2 separate regions of the Homo sapiens genome follow, and region 1 is linked to region 2. A link is an interaction called in ENCODE POLR2A ChIA-PET data of the cell type or tissue named here. Cell type or tissue: PC-9. All regions are shown on one strand. Links, peaks and the distances in the headings refer to the core of each region. The heading gives the core; the rest is flanking DNA.

Region 1 (4,384 bases), core at 105-4,104, 87 kb before region 2:
AGAAAGCAAGGGGCCTCCAGGAGTATTTGCTCCCTATTTAATCAGATTAGTCCCATCACCTACCCCGAGGAGCCAGATTTTGGTGTTACTGAGTTATCTGTTGAGGGAAGAGAAGTTGTCAGACATCACTTAAAGAGCCCAGTCCCTTGGACGCCTGGGAACTGCTGAGAGAAATTAATCTTCCAGCTATTTAAGGCGATTTCTTTTCCATCATCCTTTGTCAAGAGGACTGTACTGGGAAATGAATCTGATGGGAGTCCCTGAACTGGTACACTCCACTCAAAAACATCTCTCCAATCCTATGCGGCATCCATCATTCCCACACAAGCGGAGACACACATCGCTGCAAAGCCAATTTCCCCCCAGTAACCATCAGCAAGAAATCACAAATGCACAGGGTGGATACCACTAGCCTACAGACTTGCAGTTTTTCCCTACCTCTGCTCTACTTTCTTCCCAGAAAAACCTACCACAAATCGAGCTCTTCCATTAAATGAGTCTTTTACCCAAGACCCAGGAAGGTAGATCAACAGGGATATGCCAGAACAGAACATGCATTTTCTCTTCTAACATAAGGACTCTGCCAGTGCAGAATAGGTGTTTCCGTTAAACAGCTAAACCACTGCCAAAGCAAAGTGTGAGACAGAAACAGGGCAAAGGGTTGCATTGTTTCACGATCATCTCTTCTCTCCAGAATGAATTTTCTGTTCATGGACCAAAGCTGGGGTCTTATGCTCTCTGGGGTCATGTAAGGAAATTCCAATCTTCAATTCTCTTTCTATCCTTAAGGCTATTTCCCAGGGAAGAGGTGTTCAAATTGTGTTCCTTGAGGTTCCAAGAAGTGCCAGGGACTGTGTATGTGTATGGGGCTAACAAAGGGTGCTGCGGGGAGTGGCTGGATGGGGAAGCTCAATAGTGGAGGCTCTGGACCTCTCAGCTCAATTTCAACCTCTGATTTTTTTTTCAGGCATTGGGATTTCTCCTAAGAGTGCTTTTTTTTTTTTCTTTTTTTTTTTTAAGATCTGCAAACCAATGTCCTAAGTGGGAGGAAGATGACCTACCTGTGCTTCTCACGCAGCTAACCATTTCCCAACAGTCTACGAGAAGGAAGATGTAGCTTGGGTCCTGCCTATTTCTTTCTTTCTTTTTTTTTTTAGATGGAGTTTTGCTTTTGTTGCCCAGGCTGGAGTGCAATGGCACCATCTCGGCTCACTGCAACCTCTGCCTCAGCCTCCCAAGTAGCTGGGATTACAGGTGCCTGCCACCACACCCAGCTAATTTTTCGTATTTTTAGTAGAGACAGGTTTCACCATGTTGGCCAGACTGGTCTCAAACTCCTGGCATCAAGTGATCTGCCTGCCTCCGTCTCCCAAAGTGCTGGTGCTGGGATTACAAGCCTGAGCCACTGTGCCCCGCCCAGCTCCTGCCTATTTCAACCATGTAGTCTGAGTCCACACCAGCAGCTCCCTGACTGCAGGGGCTCCTGAGATACTTTCCTGCAAAAAATTTCCTTAGGCACGAGTCATTTGTTTTCCAAACCCCCTTCTCCGATTTCACTAATTCCCAATTTCCCTGCATTTGACAAATGCAATTAACAAGCCTCGATCAGTTCCTGGCCGACAGCCCTCATCAATCAATACGAAGACTGCACAAGGCTGAGGGGGAAGGGAAGGTAGCTGCAGTACAGGAGAGGAGGGTTTACCCCCTCTTCTTCTGTGAATGACTTCTCCAAACCTCTCAGTCTCAAAACATGACACTGGGTTGTCACCTTCACCAACCACTTTCTGCCTTCTGACTAAATACAAGGTGGTATTGTTTGTGTCCTCCGCTCCCATTTTTTAAAGGTTTCTCCCATCAACCTCCTCTATCCCCTGTCTTCTCTTTAACAGAAGGCCTTGCCATCTGCTGCCACCATAGCTTGGGAACTCCCCCCAGCCCCAACAGTGCTGGGTGTGATAAATCAGCCATCTCTCTGCTCTCAGCAGGGCCTCTTCCCCACCCACACATTCCAGTGACAATTTAGTGCTGCTTCCTGACCAGGAGGCTATAAAATCACCATCACTACCCTCTCCCCTCCACACATATGCACTGGAGGACCAAAAGGACAAGGGTCACCAAGCTTGTGGTTACTACTGCTTTCACAGCCACTTCTTTGTCCTCCCCTTCCCAGGGTCCAAGCCTTCCCTTCCCAGTTGGTTTAAGAGTCAAGATTTACCCTCTTCACCCTTCCGCTCTGCATGTAGCCTCAGCCTCCCTTCCCCCACCACAGGGTGACAGCCTTTTCCGCTGGAGCCCTGCCTGGTACAGCCCTGTGCATCTTTCCACCTCATCAACTTTTCATCTCTTTGTAAACCAAATCGAGAAGTGTCTCCCTCCTCCCTGCCTCTCTCTCCTTCTCCGTTATTAGCTTCATGAGTGGGGACATTAATGTATTCACTAGACAATGTCTTCACACCACTGTTTCCTGTAATTACAGTCACTTCCCTTCCACTGTCCTGGCTTATTTGACTGAAAAGTGCTTGGAGGAGGGACAGTGTGGACAAAAGATGCAACACAGGCTGAGATTGAGTAGTGAGTAGTGTAATGTTAACATCCAAGAAAGTAAAACAAATAGTCACCTCTGCAGCAGCTCATTAATGACTGGTAACACATAGAGGTCAATGTGCCAGAGCTTAAAAAAAAGTACTGATACAATTGAAGGCCCTTCCACTATAAATAGGATGGAGGATGGGTCACTGTGTCCGTATTACCAATGACAGTCACCCCAAGAAACACAAGCAGCTGCATCCACCCTCTTTCAGGGGGTAGAGCCACTATACTTCTCATGTAGATCAGCCACATTGTCACTGGAGACTCGGATCCAGCCATCCTCCCGCACGTGGTAGAGGTTGACTGCACCTCCTGAGTAGGCATCTCTGTAGGTGGCTTGGTAGATGGCTCGACGGGCCAGATCATAGGCCTGCTCCACTTCCAGGTCATAGGAATAGCCCCGATCCATGACCCCATATGCATACACAGAGCCAGAACCTACAGAGAAGGTGGCCCCTGAAATCCGGTTCCCTTCACTGTCCACGTAGTAGAGGCCTGGAAAGGGAGATGAGGTTAGCAGGAAAAAAAAAAAGATCACCCCTTTTGATATCTAATTCATATGCCAAGGCAGTAGTTCTTTTTTTTTGAGATGGAGTTTTGCTCTTGTTGCCCAAGCTAGAGTGCAATGGCGCAATCTCGGCTCACCACAACCTCCGCCTCCTGGGTTAAAGTGATTCTCCTGCCTCAGTTTCCCAGGTAGCTAGGATTACAAGCGCTCGTAACCACGCCCAGCTAATTTTTGTATTTTTAGTAGAGACGGGGTTTCACCATGTTGGTCAGGCTGGTCTTGAACTCCTGACCTCTGGGGATCTGCCCTTCTCGGACTCCCAAAGTGCTGGGATTACAGGCGTGAGCCACCTCGCCCGGCCAGCAGTAGTTCTCTTAAAACCTAGAATAAAATTTAAAAAAATAAAAAAATAGGCCGGGCGCGGTGGCTCATGCCTGTAATCCCAGCACTTTGGGAGGCTGAGGTGGGCAGATCACCTGAGGTCAGGCGTTTGAGACCAGCCTGACCAACATGAAGAAACCCCATCTCTACTAAAAATACAAAATTTGCCAGGCGTGGTGGCACATGCCTATAATCCCAGCTACTCAGGAGGCTGATGCAGGAGAATCACTTGAACCTGGGAGGCAAAGGTTGCGGTAAGCCAAGATCGCGCCATTGCACTCCAGCCTGGGCAACAAGAGTGAAACGCTGTCTCAAAATAATATAATAAATAGGCCAGGCGCGGTGGCTAACGCCTGTAATCCCAGCACTTTGGGAGGCCGAGGCGGGTGGATCACGAGGTCAGGAGATCGAGATCATCCTGGCTAACACGGTGAAACCCCGTCTCTACTAAAAAACAAAAAATTAGCCAGGTGTGGTTGCGGTCGCCTGCAGTCCCAGCTACTCAGGAGGCTGAGGCAGGAGAATGGCGTAAACCCGGGAGGCGGAGCTTGCGGTGAGCCGAGATCGCGCCACTGCACTCCAGCCTGGGAGACAGAGCAAGACTTTGTCTCAAAAAAAAAAAAAATAATAATAATAATAATAAATAAATAAAATAATATATATATATATAAAAGAGAAACCCAGGGAAGCCAACATAAATACAAGATAGGACTTCTATAAAATTATTATTATTTTTTTAAAAGCTAGCTGAGTGTGGTGGTGCATGTCTGTGGGAGGTTGAAACAGGAGGATTGTTTGAGCTCAGGACTTGCAGGCTGCAGTAAGCTATAATCACACCACCACACTCCAGCTTGGGCAACAGACTGAGATGCTGTCTTCAGGAAAAAAAAAAAACCTGAAGGAATA
Region 2 (4,384 bases), core at 284-4,283:
CCTGCCTTGTCTCTCCAATGTGCTGGGATTACAGGCGTGAGCCACCATGCCCAGCCCAAGGGCTTTATACTCATGTAGTTCTTTCAGCCACCTCATGAGGTAGGCATTATCATTATCCCAATTTTACAATCAAGGTACAGCAAAATTAGGCAATGTACATAGGTGGTAAGTGGCAGTATAGGAGTTGAACCGACATAGTTAGGCACCTCAGCACGCGCTTGAACCCACTGTGTAATCCTGCTTCTCCAGTGTGTAGTGATGAGAGGAAGAGGGCAAGGAGAAAAGAAGATGATGAGGAGAGAATGGGGATAAGGAGAGAGGATGGAAGGATAAGAGAGGATGAGATTAGACAAAAGAACAGAAGTTAGAGAGGATGGGAGGATAAGAGAGGATGAGATTAGACAAAAGAACAGAAGTTAGAGAGGATGGGAGGATAAGAGAGGATGAGATTAGACAAAAGAACAGAAGTTAGAGAGGATGGGATGAAGAAGAGGAAAAGGGTGCGGTGGTAGGAAATTAGGGATAAGGAGAGAGGATGTTGATGAGGAACTGGGTGGAGATGACAGAAATATCGACTGTGGAGAGAGGCTGGTAGGAGGAGAGCTGTCGTCCAGGTGGGGTCATCATTCATATGGATGCTCCCCCTGGCAGGCTGGCCTCTCAGCTCCCTCACCCTCTGTCTCTAACAATCTCCTCTATTCCTCCTAGTGAGCCTCTCCCAGGGCCATACCCAGAGCCTTATCACCACCAGAAACTGCAGCACCTATGAAATAACGGAATCAAACATCCCACGCTGATAGAATCTCCTTTCCTTATGGTGGTTTGCTCAAGCTGGCACCCAGCAGCTGTTCTATTAAGCTCATGAGGAACCACAGCCCTTCCCATCTTCACATCTCACCTTCTCTGCCTTAGGTTCCAGGCTCACCACTGCAATCCCCTTTTGTTAATGCCTTCAACTCCTCTCCCCTGTCTGTCCTTTCCATCTCATCTCCCTGGTTAAGTCTCAACTCTAGATGGACCTAACATTTGTCTTCTCCGCACTTGCTCTCAAGCACCTAAGGACCACTGGACAAAATCATCCCAGAGGACATGTCACTCTAAAGTGGTCATCGTCAGCTTCAGTTGGGCGCTTTCAAGTCAGAAAGCTCAGCAATGAGCTCCCTCTTCTACCCTCACCAACTAGGATTTTATACTTTCTTTCTTTTTTTTCTTTTTTTTGAGATGGAGTCTCACTCTGTTGCCCAGGCTGGAGTGCAGTGGCTCGGTCTCAGCTCACTGCAAACTCCGCCTCCTGGGTTCCCACCGTTCTCCTGCCTCAGCCTCCTGAGTAGCTGGGACTACAGGTGCCCGCCACCACACCCAGCCAATTTTTTGTATTTCTAGTTGAGACGGGGTTTCACCGTATTAGCCAGGATGGTCTCGATCCCTGACCTTGTGATCCGCCCGCCTCAGCCTCCCAAAGCACTGGGATTACAGACGTGAGCCACTGCGTCCGGCTGGATTTTATACTTTCAAACCTCCAGCCTCCCCTCCTGCTCAGTGACTTTTGGTTATCTCTTCTTTCATGGTGAAAATAAAAGCCATAAGATAGGAACAGCCCCGGCTTGCTACAAACCTATTTGTATTTGATTCTGTTGCCATCTCCTCTGTTTCTTGTTAAAAAAGAGGAGACGTCTTCTTCCCTTGGAAGGCTGGTTCTCCCTCTGATGCTCTGAATCCCATCTAAGGGAGCTTCTGGCCTCAGCCTCTTCAAGCCTCTCTGCCTCTTCCCAGCATCTTGCCCTGCACCCCCAGCCTTCAGTCAGTGAATGAGAAGGACCTGCTTGGGAACCTTTGTGTGTACTTTTCTTTCTGTTGGGAACCCCCACTTTTTGCCAGATGAATTCCTACTCATCATTTAGATATCCGCCGATATGTTATCCCTTCAAAGAAGCCTTTCCCGACCCTCACATTTAAATCAGATACCCATGTTAATATCGGCCATCAGTCACCCCTTTACTTTTGCTAGATGACACTGCCCACAATTTGTTTGTGGTCTTATGTTTGTCACTCTCACTAATCTATAAACCCCCAAAGGGCAGGGACTGTTCTCCTTATGTGTCCCATAGCTTCTATAACAAAGTGCTTGGCTTCAAGTAGGTGTTTAGTATGTATTTTTTGAGTAAATGAATGTGGTGAGAAGGCAGGAGGGAGGTGAGGGATGGAAGCGTGAGGATAGAAGATAGAAGGTGAGTAGATGGAGAGTGAGGAGAGGATGGTAATGAGGACAGTATGCAAAGGTGAGGCTGGGGATGGAGGGGAGAAGGGGTGAGGGGAGGACCAAGGAGAAGGGGTCTTTGCACTGGTGTAATGCTTCCAGACCCTGAGTGGGCTCCCAGGAGCTCTGTTTCTTGGGACCATGCTGCCTGTGAGGTTTGAAGGCAGGGCTGGAGGGAGGAGCTAGGCTTTATCTTAGGGTGCAGCCCTAACCTCAGATGGTGACAGAGCTGCAGCCAGCAGGGGTTTTGCAAACCGTCCCGATTGCAGCAGGCCAGCAGTCTCGCTGGGGACGAGCGGGTGGGGCCTGAGCTTATCTCCTGAGTACAGTCCTAACCTCAGATGGTGACAAAGCGGGAGCTAGAAGGCGTTTTGCAAACCGTCCCGATTGCAGCAAGGTTGGATAGCCTGGCCAGGGGTGACAGTGCTAGGTGTGTGTGTGGTGGTGGTGGTGGGGGGGGCGTGGTGAGCAATAGGGGTTTGGACAGTTTAGGACTCCAGGGTGAAGCTTAGCTCATGGGGCGTAGGGGATGGATCCATTCTATGTGTGGCTTGCCTCTACCTACCCCTAGAACCCTGTTTCTTCTAAAAGGGAAGCAAATCTAAGGGAAAAATCTAGTCTGTCCCTGGACCTAAAATAAATACATAAATAAATAAATAATAAAAGAGAAGCAAGAGGCTACAGCTCTGTGGTGGGTCTTTCCCTATCAAGAAGCCTGCCCCTTCCCAGGCCCTGGGACCTTTCCATTGCTCTCTGAAGTCAGAATTGATGGCCATTTTGATAAAGTTAAGTTGTAGCCATTTTCCTCTGAAAACCCACACCCTCTCCCCTTGGGGAGAATTTCTCATATGCCACTGAGGTTTTCTGAGGCCAGGCCAGGCCTGCTTATGGAAGCAGCTGACAGAGGTCAGCCAGGGGTTCTGTCCAGCTTGGGCCACTCCCATTTTGGAGCAGCTCATGCTGAGTCGGGAGGAGGGGTCTGTCTGCGGGGGGTGGGGGGTGCTGGTGAGGGTGATGGGAAGTGACTGGCCTGTCCGAGAGGAGACGCACAGGCTCTCAGCCAGCCCTGCCTATTGTTGCCTCAGCGTCTCCTGAACAGCCCCCTTCATCCCATAGTCCCCTCACTGGCTTGGAGCACGGCAGGGGGTGGAGGTGAAGAGGCCCCTTTCCACCCACAACCCCAACCGGGATCTTGCAACACTGGGATGGGGGCCCTGGGGGCCCAGGCATGTGGCAATCTGTGTAGAGGGGTGGGGAGGTGTGCACCGAGCAGGGGGGTTGGGGGCAGCTTTCACAAGCCACTGCCTCCGCTGACTGACCTTGGCAGACTCACCTTGGGCAGCTTCCTCCCTCTGCAGTGTCTCCCCACAGTCTGTCTTCTCCTCTGCAGCTTCCCTGTGGCCTAAGATCCTGTCTCTCAGCTCAGGAGTCTCATTCTGCTCCCCAGTTCTGCTCCAGAAAGAAAAGTGGGCCTGAGCTGTGGGCGCTGAAGCAATAGGACTGCATGCGTGTGCTGTTTGGACCTTGATTTGCTGGTTTTCAAACGTTATCGAGTCCCCGGTCCTGGTGCCTTTCCCCAGGCAGGGTTTGGCTAACTGCCCTTCCCTGGGCTCCTTTCTGTCATCTCCTTCCCCAGTGGGGACAACCTTACTGTGGTAAAGGTGCCAGGAGGACCAAGGGGCAGGGAAGCTGAATCCAGGGGCAGAGAGAACCCTGCTCTCCACCTGCCCCGGCTTCTTAGGCACCATCCTCCTTGACAGAGGGAATGAAAATAGTCATTTGCAACCCCTGCAGCCCCATTCTGGAGGGAAGGTGCATCTTTTTCTTACTTATCCTCTCCTTCCTTCTTTCATTCAGCATCTACTCCTGGCTTCCTTTCTCTCGGTCACCTTAGGGCTTTTGCATTTACCCTTCCCTCTGTTCACCCTTACACTCAAAGACATACCTGCCTCCTTCTCAAAATTTTTGAAGTGTCAACTAAAATGTCACTTCCTCAGAGATACCTTTCTCGGCCACCCCAGCTAAAATAGCCTCCCTACCTGTTGGTTTATGTGGTTTCCCCAATGGGCTATTCAAATGGAGTAAGCAGGAGAAGTTAATTAAGGTGCTTTATGAAGATGTGAACCA

The links. Peaks named below come from ENCODE experiments on the same cell type or tissue, not always from the same donor. Only the 100,000 strongest peaks of a DNase experiment are listed, where the experiment ranks them.
Region 1: POLR2A ChIA-PET joins it to region 2 with 5 read pairs; 3 of 35 experiments call an interaction of 5 or more read pairs at or near these places.

The regions. Positions count from the first base shown.
Region 1 is chr14:23,023,292-23,027,675 of GRCh38, forward strand. It overlaps PSMB5 (proteasome 20S subunit beta 5), which reads right to left. Exons shown (of 3, transcript NM_002797.5): 3 at 2,565-3,084. The coding sequence ends at 2,798. Among named protein-coding and RNA genes, the nearest start is that of PSMB5, 9.4 kb to the right of the region's middle. RefSeq lists an enhancer at 1,826-1,915. In PC-9, for the core only: no CTCF peak of the experiment used is centred there; no DNase peak of the experiment used is centred there.
Region 2 is chr14:23,110,359-23,114,742 of GRCh38, forward strand. No RefSeq gene overlaps it. Among named protein-coding and RNA genes, the nearest start is that of CEBPE, 6.7 kb to the right of the region's middle. RefSeq lists an enhancer at 3,524-4,242. In PC-9, for the core only: no CTCF peak of the experiment used is centred there; a DNase peak (open chromatin) is centred at 2,583; H3K27ac peaks cover 626 bases.